Regions from separate parts of the Mus musculus genome. Here region 1 is linked to region 2. A link is a contact called in ENCODE Hi-C or POLR2A ChIA-PET data. All regions are on one chromosome and are shown on one strand. The core of a region is the stretch at or near the end of the contact, and the rest is flanking DNA. Distances in the headings are between cores, read along the strand shown.

The links. Hi-C counts contacts between places; a loop is a spot of excess contacts on that map. ChIA-PET counts read pairs that join two places held with the same protein, here RNA polymerase II (POLR2A).
Region 1: a loop to region 2 is called in a map of T-helper 17 cell, with 6 times the contacts of the local background. The contact joins the enhancer-like site here to the promoter of Eef1akmt4-ece2 in region 2. A Hi-C loop is called at or near these places in 1 of 37 maps with a recorded cell type or tissue (T-helper 17 cell). POLR2A ChIA-PET finds 5 or more read pairs at or near these places in 1 of 5 experiments (embryonic stem cell).

Annotation. Positions count from the first base shown.
Region 1 is chr16:21,335,848-21,342,313 of GRCm38, reverse strand. No RefSeq gene overlaps it. Among named protein-coding and RNA genes, the nearest start is that of Gm16863, 42 kb to the right of the region's middle. Within about 2 kb of position 2,455, at least 2 of the 3 ENCODE cell types and tissues checked have a DNase peak (open chromatin) inside an H3K27ac peak, as active enhancers do.
Region 2 is chr16:20,606,815-20,613,226 of GRCm38, reverse strand. Eef1akmt4-ece2 (Eef1akmt4-Ece2 readthrough) reads right to left here and starts at 1,626. Exons shown (of 20, transcript NM_177941.1): 1 at 1,407-1,626. The coding sequence starts at 1,602. It overlaps Alg3 (asparagine-linked glycosylation 3 (alpha-1,3-mannosyltransferase)), which reads left to right and starts at 2,466. Exons shown (of 9, transcript NM_145939.3): 1 at 2,466-2,684; 2 at 4,141-4,240; 3 at 4,338-4,485; 4 at 4,581-4,741; 5 at 5,343-5,463; 6 at 6,262-6,412. The coding sequence starts at 2,489. Eef1akmt4 (EEF1A lysine methyltransferase 4) reads right to left here and starts at 1,626. Exons shown (of 3, transcript NM_025462.2): 1 at 1,407-1,626. The coding sequence starts at 1,602.

The DNA of each region.
Region 1 (6,466 bases), core at 1,206-3,705, 730 kb before region 2:
GCTTTGCATGTATTCACTACACCACACATGCTTTACATGTGTTTACTACACGATGCATGCTTTGCATGTATTCACTACACTACACATGCTTTGCATGTGTTCACTACACAATGCATGCTTTGCATGTATTCACTGCACTACACATGCTTTGCATGTGTTTACTACATGATGCATGCTTTGCATGTGTTCACTAAACGATGCATGCTTTGCATGTGTTCACTACACGATGCATGCTTTGCATGTGTTTACTACACGATGCATGCTTTGCATGTATTCACTACACCACACATGCTTTACATGTGTTTACTACACAATGCATGCTTTGCATGTATTCACTACACCACGCATGCTTTGCATGTGTTTACTACACGATGCATCTTTGCCTGTATTCACTACACCACGCATGCTTTGCATGTATTCACTTGGCCACTCTTCTATAACTGCCAAATTTTTCTCCAAATAGATCATTGGTTTCTCACATCTCAGAACTTTATTATATTTTTACCTATGATCTCTTGATTTAGCTGTTATGAAATAAACAGATATATCTGAATGTTTTGAATTTGTTTTTGTTTGTTTTGAGATGGCCTCTCTGTTATGTAGCCCTGGTTGTCCTAGAATGTGCTATATAGACCAGGCTGGCCTGGAACTCACCTGCTTCTGCCTCCTGAGTGCTGGGATTACAAGTGTGCACTACCATGTCAGGCCATAAAATATACTTTAAATAATAGTTCCCCTTACTAACATTTCATTCCTTTAAAAAAATTAATTAATTTAGGGGGCTGGAGAATTAATTGGTTAAGAGCACTTCCTGCTCTTCCAGAGTTCAGTTTTAGCACCTGGTGGGGATTGGTTTTAATGCTTTGACTTTGTCAGGAATCTGTGTGTCCAAATGCTGAAGGCCCTTGTCTCCAACTGGTTTTTGATCGATCAATAAAGAGCCAACAGCCAACAGCTGGGTGGAGAGAGAGGCGCAGAACTTTTATATTGTGAGGGCTAGGAACTGGGAGAAAGGAAGACAGAGTATGGATCCCCTTGCCTGGGGTGAGAAGGGTGGGATGTAGGAGCTGCAGGAGAGAAAGCCTGGCCACTTCCGCTATTGGGCCTAGAGTAGCAGGGGGGAGGTTTAGGAGTGACCAGTCTTTGAGCTAGTCACAGCATATCATAAATTAACTGACATGTGTCTTTCATTCCAGAATCCAGATTGTTCCTGGGTGTGTGTGTGTGTGACCCTCTGGGAGCCAAAGCAGTGTGGCTTAGTTAAACTTGCAGCTACAAGCCTACCTGGGGCTACTTACCACTGTTTGTAACTCCGGCTCCAAGTGATCTGAAGGCTCCTTTTGGGTACTGAAGTCCCCCTTCCCCACAAACATACAAATAAAGTAAAACTTGAACTTAAAAAAATTAATTTAGCGTGTGTGCATACACCTATGCAGGTCCACTTGCCTTTGCATGTGTGTAGAGGCCAGAGGTCAGCTTCAGGAGTCTTCCTCTATCACGCTCTACCTTATTTATTTATTCATTCATTTACTTATTTATTTATTTTTGGAGATGGGCGCTCCAGGTTGGCCAGCACTGGAGTGTGTGCTACTCTTTGCATGGGGGTGTTGGGGATCTGAACCCAGATCCTTGTGTATTCTCTTTGAATACCCAGAAATTCTCTGCCATGCCTTTGCCTCAAAGCTCTGCAGAAGCTAGCTGGGAGCCACCCACCAAGACCTTAAACACCTTGGGAGTGCAGCCCCGCCTCCCTGCCTCCCCAGCTCCTTACTCAGCCTCATGCTTAGAACACACCTGGTAACTGCTTGTGGCATAAACAAAAGCTTCACGTATGCGATGTGGGCGGGGAGAGGTGGAAGGTGCAGGGAGAAGCCCTCTCCAAATGAGCCATTATGCAGAAAGGGTCATTGTTACAGGAGGCAGAGCTGGAGGCAAGCCCTTCTATCCACGAGGACCAGCGCCCCCAATTACACCAGCTGGCCTCAACTTCTGTGTGAGCCTGATTAAAAAGCACCCTCTCTCCAGTGTCTGGAAACCCCTGCAAGGAAAGTTTGCTGCCCAAAGTTGGCTTTTGACTAGAGTCTTAATAAGAGGCTTCAGCAGGCTGCGTGGAGAGACAATGTCACTTTAGAGGAGCAGCTGGAAGCGGCAGTTAGAAGAATTATTTTAATGAATACATTTCCTTTCAATTGTATGGGAATATCAAGATCCCATTAGAATGGGGAAGCAATTAGAACTAATAAAGATGAATGCGCAGTGCTCAGTGCATGTGGAATAACAAGCAGCCAACAAAGGGACTCCCTGAGCAGGCTCTAATCCAAGTGAGGCCGGAGCCAGCAGAGGGGGAGAGGCTCTGCTCAGCCACTCAAAGCCACCTTGTCCCCGCACATTCTGATCACGGCCTGGCCCACAAATGGTGTGAGTTGTGGCCTCCAAGGTGGGGAGGGGTGGCCCCCACCCCATCCTGGGTCAGCCTCTTGGGGGTTGAGATGGACTGTTGGCAGCCCCTTGGCAACAGCCATTCAAACCGGGCCTCTGGCTCCCAGCCAGCTTCTCGCTTGTCCCTCCAACGAGGCCTCATTGTGTCCAGGTGGCAAACGCCTTCTCGTGAACGTTCCTTAGAGGTTTGGAGAGGGACTGGGACAGTGAGGAGGGAAGAAAGGGTGAATGAGAAGGGGCCTCTGCCCTGCATCCCTCCTCTCCCCTCCTCCACGCCCACAGCCTGTGCCTCCTCTGAGTTTGGGGTTATGTTACAGTCAGTGGTGAGTCACAGGCAGCCAAACACAGAAGTACTGTTGCTTACACAATTGCTCTTCAAACAGCAACAAACAATTTTCATTACCCAAGTCAGATCAAATCATTCGCCTGGCCATCCTGCCTCTTCATAGCCACGCAAACAGGCCCAGAGCCTCATGCTTTGCCCATTCCGCTCTGACAGCACTGGGCTACGGTCTGCATTGGGCTCTGAGGACAGACAAAGCTCTTTCTCTCCTTCATTTGAGCTGGATCTGCTGCATGGCTGTCAAGAAAGGAACAAGAGAGACACAGTCACCTCTGCAGTGAGGCCCTGCTCAGTTGTGGGTCAGCCTGCTATTACCATCTGTGTGAAGCAAGGGCTGCCAGACTCCTGCGCCTGAGTTTAGAAGGTGTCCAACAAGATAAGTCTGGCTCGCTACCAAAGTATTCACTGGCCCCTAATGCAGTGTCTGTACTTGACATTTCTTTGTTTAATTTCTTTTGGCCAGACATTTTTTTGAACCAGGAATGTGTAAACTCACTCCGAAATGTCTGTATGAGAGGCCAGTTGCATGCTCATTACTAGTTTTTTTCTATTCCTTCTCTTAAAAAAAAATCTTCACCATCTCTTTAGGACCTTGAAATAACCCCATGGGATAGACAACCAGGATTCATTGAGCCCCGTGATGAGGAAAACACAGGCCCACACAAGGTCCTACACAAGGTCACAGAGCCACCAGTGGGTAAGAACCTGGCTCAGTACAGACTGACACCTTTCCCACACCTCCACAAAGTACAGACATTCCAGGAGACGTCACCCTGAGGTTCTTGGCTTCCACTGTAACTCCTTATCCCTACCCATCCCTACCCACCCCCACCGCACTGCACTAAGCACCAAGGGCTAGAAAGGGTACCTAGAAGATTTGTATCCACAGTCACCAAAGGGCTTGCTTTGCCACCAGCCCCTTTCCTCCCTTTCCATAGCTCAGATAAAGATTGTCTGAAAGGCTTTCAGGACATGGTAGATACGGTAAGAACTGGGAAAGATTGCCGAGTCTGTCTCCTTCAGTAGACACTGGCAAGGATAAAACCGTGTCTGTGCACCTGCCACGCCCCTGGCCTCCCACACCTGAAGGCCTACTCCTTGAACTTTTGATGTATAATTTTGGAGTGTAATTTACATGCTATGAGGTGCATGGATATATAGTTTGGCAAGTCGTAACTATTGTAGTCCTATACTGGAGAAACAGAGAATGTACATCTACACAAAGTTTCTGCTAATCCTTTCCAGTCAGATACACAGGACCCTGTCACAGGTGTCACCCTGGACAGGTGAGATCCTACTGCTGGTACCTTTTGTGTCTCTCGGTTGGTGTAACGGCTGCCGGGGTCACCCGTATGCTTCCAGTACTTTGTTCTTTTTCAAAAACTATGTATTGAAAAGCGAAATCATGAAATTTTCTGGTTAAGTGGATGGAGCTGGAAAAAATTATACTGAATGAGGTCACCAAGGCCCGGGAAGACAAACCAAACACTGCACATTCTCTCCCATCGGCTGATCCCAGTCTCGAGTCATCTGTTGTGGAGTTTAACTTGGAACACAAGCGGAAGCCAGGAAACTGGAAGGAGACACTGGGGTGCTTTAGGGGAAAGGGGCGATTATAAATAAAACAAAAGTAGACGAGTGGACCAGTGGGGGGCAGGAAGGCTTAGGCAGGGAGGGAATCGAAGGGTAAGGAGGGGGTTACCCAAAGGAAAGGGCCACAGCCAACTAAAAATGATAATTGGAGGGACTGGTAGAACACATGAAATATGAAAAGAGACGGGGAGGGGGGACACTAGAGGTTAAGATTTGGCCTGGGACAGGGCTTGGGGGGAGGGCGAGGACAGGCGCTAACTAAAACTAAGGGTAGATGGAAAAACTTTGTGGAAACCCATTAGTAAGTTAATTTCACATTTCATTTTTAAAAAGGTGTTCAAACGTAAATACCATGAATGGACAGACAATGTCACTCTCAGAATCCATGGGCTGTTAAATAAAAATCGCAGTACATGGGCATGGAATACTCCCTAGGAGTGAATGTCAGGCAGGCCCCAGAGGTCTCAAGCTACTGCCTTCATCTTGGTTAGCTATCATAACTCCATGGTGAGATCCTATTGCTGAAGACACAACGCACTTAGCTGCAGGGCAGAAAACCAATCCTAAACCAACCAGGAATGATTCCCCTTCCTAAGCAACACTGCTGGAAGATGCTGTGCAGGCTGCTGGGGAGAAACGGCAGCCACGGTTCCAGCCAGCACCAGATCCATGCTTTGTTTGTTTAGTTAGTTAGTTAATTAATTAAATCTTGGAGACAGGGTCTCTTTATGTGGCATTGGCTGTCCTAGAACTCACTATGTAGACCAGACTGGCCTCAAACTCGGAGACCCAACTGCCTTTGCCTCTGGGATTAAAGGTATGCATCACCACGCCCAGCCTAACTAACTGTTTTTATTAGACTTGAGGCCTGTTCTGCAGTACTGCAGTTGACCTGCTACTGTAGTTCTGATCAGAAACCCATGGCTAGAGGGACAGTAGGCTGTGGAGTAAAACTTGCTATTATTATTTTGCTAAATTGTCTTGCTGTTAAATTGACTGCTGAATACTTATGTTTACATCCACAGACCTGGGCTGCTCTCAACCATGGTCAGAGAATCTTCTTTTGGCAGTGGACAGCAGTCAATAGAGAGTAGCATTACTGGTTAAAGATCTGGAAATAAATGAGTTCTCAGCCCTAAAGGAGATGTCTGTATCATTGCCTGACTCTGAAGGCTCAGGGTATCACAGAAGAGGAGGTGGAAAGAGGAGCTCTGTGAAGAGCACACATCTGAACATGACTCCTACTTCCTGTACAGGACTTCCTGTACATCTTTCAACCCAACAGCCGCCATCTTCGGGAGTTCATATCGCCACAGCTGGTCTTGTTCACTGTTGACCTCTCATAGAAGAAGTGGTGGGAAGGGGTGGGGGACCCTCACCTCAGTAACTAGCCACTCCTCCAACAAGTCTGTACTGATTGAATGTGGCCTCAGGGGAAGCCTAGAAGCTCATAGGCCGGGAAGAGGTGGAGAGAGCCCCACTCTGGTGCCGTAGGGGGAGCCCTCATCCTAGTGGCATGCACATGCTCCATGCTCCGGTGCAGCATTGCTCTGTCAGTGAGCCTAATAGACTCACGGGATCCCCAGAGCAAACTTTGGTGGAATTGCACCTCGGTTCACTACTGAGATCTTGGGAGAAAGAGGAGAGTGTGTTTACCTCTCTCTACAGGTAAGGAATTTCAACAACACTGGAACACTCAGCAACTGACAGCATTTGTGGTTTGTGTGCCCAAGGCCAAGCCAAGAAAAATTCCAGCATGGATGAAGGAGATACTCAAGAGCCTCCACCCCTCCAAGTTACTACTGACAACTGTTAACTGCTGCAGAAGGGGGAGTCATCCCTCTTTTGGGATATGGGCAGTGATAGGTTGTCCATGTTCTAGTGAATAACCCTATTCCCATGTACACATGGCAACACTAATTGGACTAAATGGTTATATAAAAGAAGAAGGAGGGGAGAGGGAAGAGGAGCGGGAGGGGGAGGAAAGGGGAAGAGGAGGAAGAAGAAATGAAATAGGGAAATTAGTGTTTTGAGGGGGATCCAGAGGGAGACAGAAGGAGTAAATAGGAGGTAGGTATGCACATGTTTCAC
Region 2 (6,412 bases), core at 377-2,876:
AGGCACTAAAGCTTGATAAACGTAGTTCTGTGGTAACTCTATAAATAAACGCAATAGTATACAACCACAGAATTCAAGAAACTGTTTACTTCTAGTGGGGAGAGGTTACGGGGAAACCATAAGCAAACTCCAAGGACACACGAAGCTTTTAGCCAGGTATTGGTCTAGATGCTTCACATACTCGTCTAATCACCAGAAGATCTCATCTGTAGGTTCTCATTTTCTTAGTTATTTACTTATGTTGTTTTGTTGAAACAGGGTCTTTCTATGTAGCCTCCTAGCTGTCCTGGAACTTGCTGCATAGCCCAGGCTGGCCTCTTGCTCCCAAGGCTGGGATTAAAGGTGTGAGTCACCACACCCAGCTAGGTTTTTATTTTCTTAAGGCTTGAAAATAGAGGCACAGAAATTTAAAGATTTTGTACAAGATTACAATTCCAGCTAAACCAAATTTCTACCATTAACTACTTGCTCTCAGAGTCCAAATTCTTAGCCACTAGGTTATCCTTTCTAGTCCTGGTCATTTTCTACTCCCCCCCCCCCAAAATATATATACTATATGTATAAGAGATACCCTTTTTATCCCTATCAAGTATTCCACTTAAATGTATACAGGCTTTAGAAGCAGAGGTAGTTGGATCTCTGTGAGTTTAAAGCCAGCCTATTCTATAAGGTGAGTTCCAAGCCAGCCAGGATTTCATAGTGAGACCCTGTCTAAAAACAAAAACAAAAACAAAAAACCCAAAATGTATACAGGCTTCTTGAACAAAACGTTTACAAACTATATTTGGAAGGCAACTCAACTCATTCAAACTTTTCCTGAGTATCCAGCAGCTGACATCCTAGCATCGCTCTTGTTGACACCTACCTCAGCTGCAATTCTCCATCAGACTCAGCATTATTCTACCCTATGAGTGTTTAGGACCAAACTTTTCTCCTGGAGTTCAGAGAAGTGGTGACTCCCTTTACCTGACAACAACTCCGGGTGCCCGCTGGTGCGAAAAGAAAACTAGGTGTTATGCTCGAGGTGCACACGATTTACTCCAGAAAAATTTGCAGTCCCATTTCTAGAAACGGAAACTGAAACACACAATGGATTCATGACTTGTCCTAGGTTACACAGCCAGTTAAATGCTGGGACTTGAAGTAGGTCCACAGAGATATGCTTTCCAGTGTCCTAGGTGCCTCCAGTGTCTGGGGCAGGGTAATGCCCCTCGCTGGGACACCAAAGGACTGTCTTTTTCCAAAGTCCTGACGATCTCTTATTCTGTCTGCCCTTGTTAAATACAGACAGATTCTGAAGGTACTGGGTGTTGGCTCCGAACTGGGGCGTCCTGGTACAGGAGAAAGCAGAAGAGAAGAAAGCGGATGTGATCTGGCCAGCGACTGGTGGCTGGGACACTACCCACCTAGCACGAGGATACGGTCCTCAGGACACAGCTCCGGCTCTAGGAGGGCACGGAAGGAAGCGAAGTCTCCGAACCACTCGTAGGGTCCAGAGTCGGCCGCGTCTTTGTAGCGCTGGTCCCAGTACTGGACTTGGCGGTACTGGAAGTTCTTCTCCGGTAACTCCGGAGGGGACACCGGAGTCCGGGGAGAGGCCATGCTCAGGGCAGCGCCGCAGCCAGGGCGGGACTAAGGAGCCCAATCACCGAGGTAAGAAATGGAAGGCGGAGCCTGTGTCTCCGCCCTCCCCTGCAGCTGCTCCACACAAACACGTGGAACTTCCGTCACCTTCTAAGCTCTTTTTTGAAAATCGTCCGGCTGGGAAGCTGAATTACTTGGTGTCATATTAACGAACTGCCCGTCTAAACTCGACCACATCTCCTCGTGGCAAACCGGATCTGGTCACTAGACGTGACCAGGCTCATTACTGCATCCTCTCGTGTTCGGTTTTCAATAACCCTTTCCAATAAGAGGCGTGATTAATTAAAGATTCCCTTCTTCCCAAGATTTTTGGAGCACCTTCGGGTACTTGGGAAGGCGGGAGGAATACTGAAAGGAGCTTTCCCCTCTACGTGAACACAACTACTCTGGGCATAGGCAGAGTGGAAAGCTGGGCTTGGAGAAGAGAACAGAACTGTTGTTTTGTTTTCTGGGCAAACACTGATATACTCGTGTTTATGTGCTCTGAAAGGGACATACACCGAGAAGTATATGTATATTTATATTACAACATCGTGTAGTCTTTCAAAGGAGATGCGTTCTAAGGACTAGCTATCTTATCCTTATTCCGGTGCACATATTCACATTAGAAATATCTCTCACCACTGTGTATAATAAGCACTAAATATGTAGCCAATGAATCATTTTGGCCTAGAAACTCCAGCTCCCTGAGTCTAATTAACAGACTGATTTTTAGTAAATAAGACTTCTGGTTACTCGGCTCAGCATTTAGTTTGAGAAGACGCCCAGAGCGTGAGACCGGAACCTAGTGTGTGAGAGTTGGTTTTCCCGGGTGGTGGAAGCAAAAGAGTGGTGCACTGTCAAGATGGCTGCTGGGCTGCGGAAACGCGGCCAGCCGGCTTCTGTCGGCCAGCCGGCAGGAATCTGGAAACAATGGCTACAGCGTGCCTGGCAAGAACGCTACCTACTGCTGCGGGAACCGCGCTACACATTGCTGGTGGCCTCCTGCCTCTGCATAGCAGAGGTGGGCATCACCTTCTGGGTCATTCACAGGGTGGCATGTGAGTTCACTGAAGGGGAGAGAACCGGAGGGAGGGAGGGATACCCAAACTAGATTACAGAGCTTTCATTCACCGATCAAACCCATATCCTTTACCTGACCCAAGCCCATTTTCCAGAACAGCGATCATAATCTCTCTCCCATATGGGAGGGAGGTTACCCAGAGATTACCTCCTGCGTTTAACATTCAGCCTGCTAAGAAAGCATAAGCAGCCACGAAGTTCTGGCCAGAATTAATGTGCTGTTGCTGCTGCTGTTCCTGATGCTTGTCTGTAGCCTTAGACAGTCACTTCCCACCGCAGATCTGATTTTTCATGCTTTTAATTCTTAGGTCTTGAAAGTCCTTTTAAAGAGTGCATTTTGTGACCTTTTAAGTCCATTAGGTACTGGTGTCTTCCAGGATCAGTCTTTTTTTAAAAAAACAAAACAAAACAGAGTCTCACTAAGTAGCCCTGATTGGCTTTGCTATGTAGACCACAGTGGCCTCAAGCTCACAGAAATCTGCCTTCTTCTGGCTCCTGAGTGTTGTTGAGATTAAAGGTGGACACCATCACAACTGGCTTATAAAGACCCTGTTCTTAAAATGAGAGTGAGGAACATTCCAGAAAGAGAATCACCATTAACCTCTAACCTCCACACTCATACTCACATGCATGTACACTCACTTATGTGTGAATCCACACATGTGCATATGAACACACACAAGACAGAGAAAGAGAACAAGACTGTTTCAAGAACTAAGAAGCTGGGTGGTGGTGGCACACGCCTTTATCCCAGCACTTGGGAGACAGAAGCAAGTGGATCTCTGTGAGTTTAAGGCCAGCCTAGTCTACAGAGTTCCAGGACAGCCAGATAGCCAGAGCTATACAGAGAAACCCTGTCTTGTAAACACACACACACACACACACACACACACACACACAAACTGAAAAGGAGAGAAGTACTACTTGAAGAATACAGGAAAGAGTAAATTTGGAGTAGGAAGAAAGATCATAAAATCAGTTTTACACATTTGAGTTTAAGACACCCACATTCATGGGCCTAAGGAGATAGCTTAGCACGTGGTATTTACCATGCAAATGTGAGACCCATAGTTCACATTCCTAGCATTAGGCATAAATGCCAGGCAGGCATGGTGACCCATCTATGATCACGGCACTGGAGAGGCAGGACAAGGGATCCTTGAAGCAAACTGACTAGCTAGACTCTGTTATATAAATGACAGAGGAAGACACCAGTGTCAACTCCTGACCTTCATATGCATGCACACATAACACACAGACGAAATATATGGGTTCACCCAGAGAATGCCGTAGGTGTGGTTACATCAGGGACGATAATGGGAGAAACCTGGGAATGAGGTAGAATCTCTGGGCTTTGGTGGTCTGAAGGCATGGGGTTTAGAAGTAGGCAAGTTCTGGACTCAGAAGGAACGAGACCATGTTATCTTCTTCCAGACACAGAGATTGACTGGAAGGCCTACATGGCCCAGGTGGAGGGTTTCATCAATGGCACATATGACTACACACAGCTGCAGGGTGACACCGGACCTCTTGTGTGAGTGAGGATAGGAAGTCTGAAGGCATTGTGAAGGGCTGGGTGGGTACCAGGCTGATAGTCCTGCCCTAGGCTCATATTTCCTTTCATCTTCCAGCTACCCAGCTGGGTTTTTGTACATCTTTACGGGGCTATTCTATGCTACTGACCGGGGCACTGATATCCCTATGGCCCAGAACATCTTTGCTGTACTCTACCTTGTCACCTTGGTGCTTGTTTTCTTGATATACCACCAGACCTCCAAGGTGAGTTGATGCCACAGGACCAACTGGCCCTGGCCTGAAGTGGGTGGTGGGGGTGGCTCAGGTTTGGGGAGCTGACGTTGGTGCCCACCCTTTAGGTACCTCCCTTCGTCTTTTTCTTCATGTGTTGTGCCTCTTACCGTGTCCATTCCATCTTTGTACTGCGGCTCTTCAATGACCCAGTAGCTATGGCCTTGCTCTTCCTGAGCATCAACCTTTTCCTGGCACAGTGCTGGAGCTGGGGCTGCTGCTGTTTCAGGTCAGAGCCTTTTCCTTCTGCCCCCCCACCCCCCAGTCACATTTCCATATCTTCCCAATGTTCTGCAGGAGAGGACATCAAGAGTGGTTAGATAGCCAGGCAGTGGTGGCGCATGCCTTTAATCCCAGCACTTGGGAGGCAGAGGCAAGCGGATTTCTGAGTTCAAGGCCAGCCTTGTCTACAGAGTGAGTTCCAGGACAGCCAGGGCTACACAGAGAAACCCTGACTTAGGGGGAAAAAAGAGAGTGGTTAGTTACTGTAGGTCACTCTGGCCGCCCTGAACAAGTCAAGGGTCTGTAGAAAGTTCCTTTCCTCATGCTTTCTTCCTATGTTTATCCCAGATGGCATCCATGTTGGGGTTGGCCCTTAAGTATGTCAATCTGTACATGTCCATTTAGTCTGGACAGAGGGACAGGTATTATTCCCTTCTTCCCAGCCTCCTCTCAGGCCATCTGTGCTCCTCTAACAGTTCTGGATAGAGACCACATCCTGGCACTTAATAACCTGAGGAGAAGATCTGTGGGGGAGGTGGGGTGTCGTTCCAAGGGGCACCCAGTCCTGGAGCTGACCCTGGACTTTTCCTGTCCTTTGTCCATTTCAGCCTGGCTGTCTCGGTGAAGATGAATGTGCTGCTCTTCGCCCCGGGATTGCTATTCCTTCTTCTTACTCAGTTTGGCTTCCGTGGTGCCCTCCCCAAGCTGGCCATCTGTGCTGCTCTTCAGGTAACTGTCTATCCTGCCCTTACTGGTGAGAAAGGGCCTCCCCTTACCGAAGAGACGGATCTCCTTAAATCTCTTAGGGCTTTCTCAAAAGCCAACAGACAAGAGTTTGGAGTTGTTGCTTTCACTGGGCAGCCACTTTAGATCCCACGGCTACTGAACTTGGCAGGCCTCTCAGAGCCTTCCTAAAGCTGCTTGCTTAAGACCTGATCAACTAGCTAGGCATGGTGGTACACATCTTTAACCCTAGCACTTGGGAGGTCTCTGAGTTCAGGGCACCCTGGTCTACATAACAAATGCCAGGCCAGCCAGGACTACATAGTGAGACTCTCTCTCTAAATACCTCCTTCCCCCTTCAAACACACACACACAATCAGGTGAAAATTTTTTCAAGATTTTTTTAAAGGTTTGTTTGTTTGTTTGTTTGTTTATGTGAATGAGAGCTCAATTTGCATGTGTGCCTGCATGACAGAAAAAGATCAGACCCCATTACAGATAGCCATGAGCTACCATGTGGTTGCTGGGGGTTAAACTCAGCACCTCCGGAAGAGCAACGAATGCTCTTAACAACTGAGCCGCCCACGATTTGGCGAACTCTTGAGAAAGGCAGTGTGATCAACCCCCTCCTGTGCCTCTGTGGTGTCAGGCTCTAGCAGGGGGTGAGAGTGGGGAGGCTTTCCGGCTACTCCTTGTGGAAATAAAGGAGCTTTTGAGGCTTCCTCTCTCACTATGCTCTCCTAAGTGACTACCCTGAAGGCTGTGGCAAGCCTAAGCAGCTCTGCTGGCTTCACCCATTCCCAGGTGGTGCTGGGATTGCCCTTCCTGCTGGAGAACCCCATTGGCTACCTATCCCGCTCCTTTGACCTTGGTCGTCAGTTTCTTTTCCAATGGACAGTAAACTGGCGCTTCCTGCCTGAAACCATCTTCCTGCATCGTGCCTTCCATCTAGCCC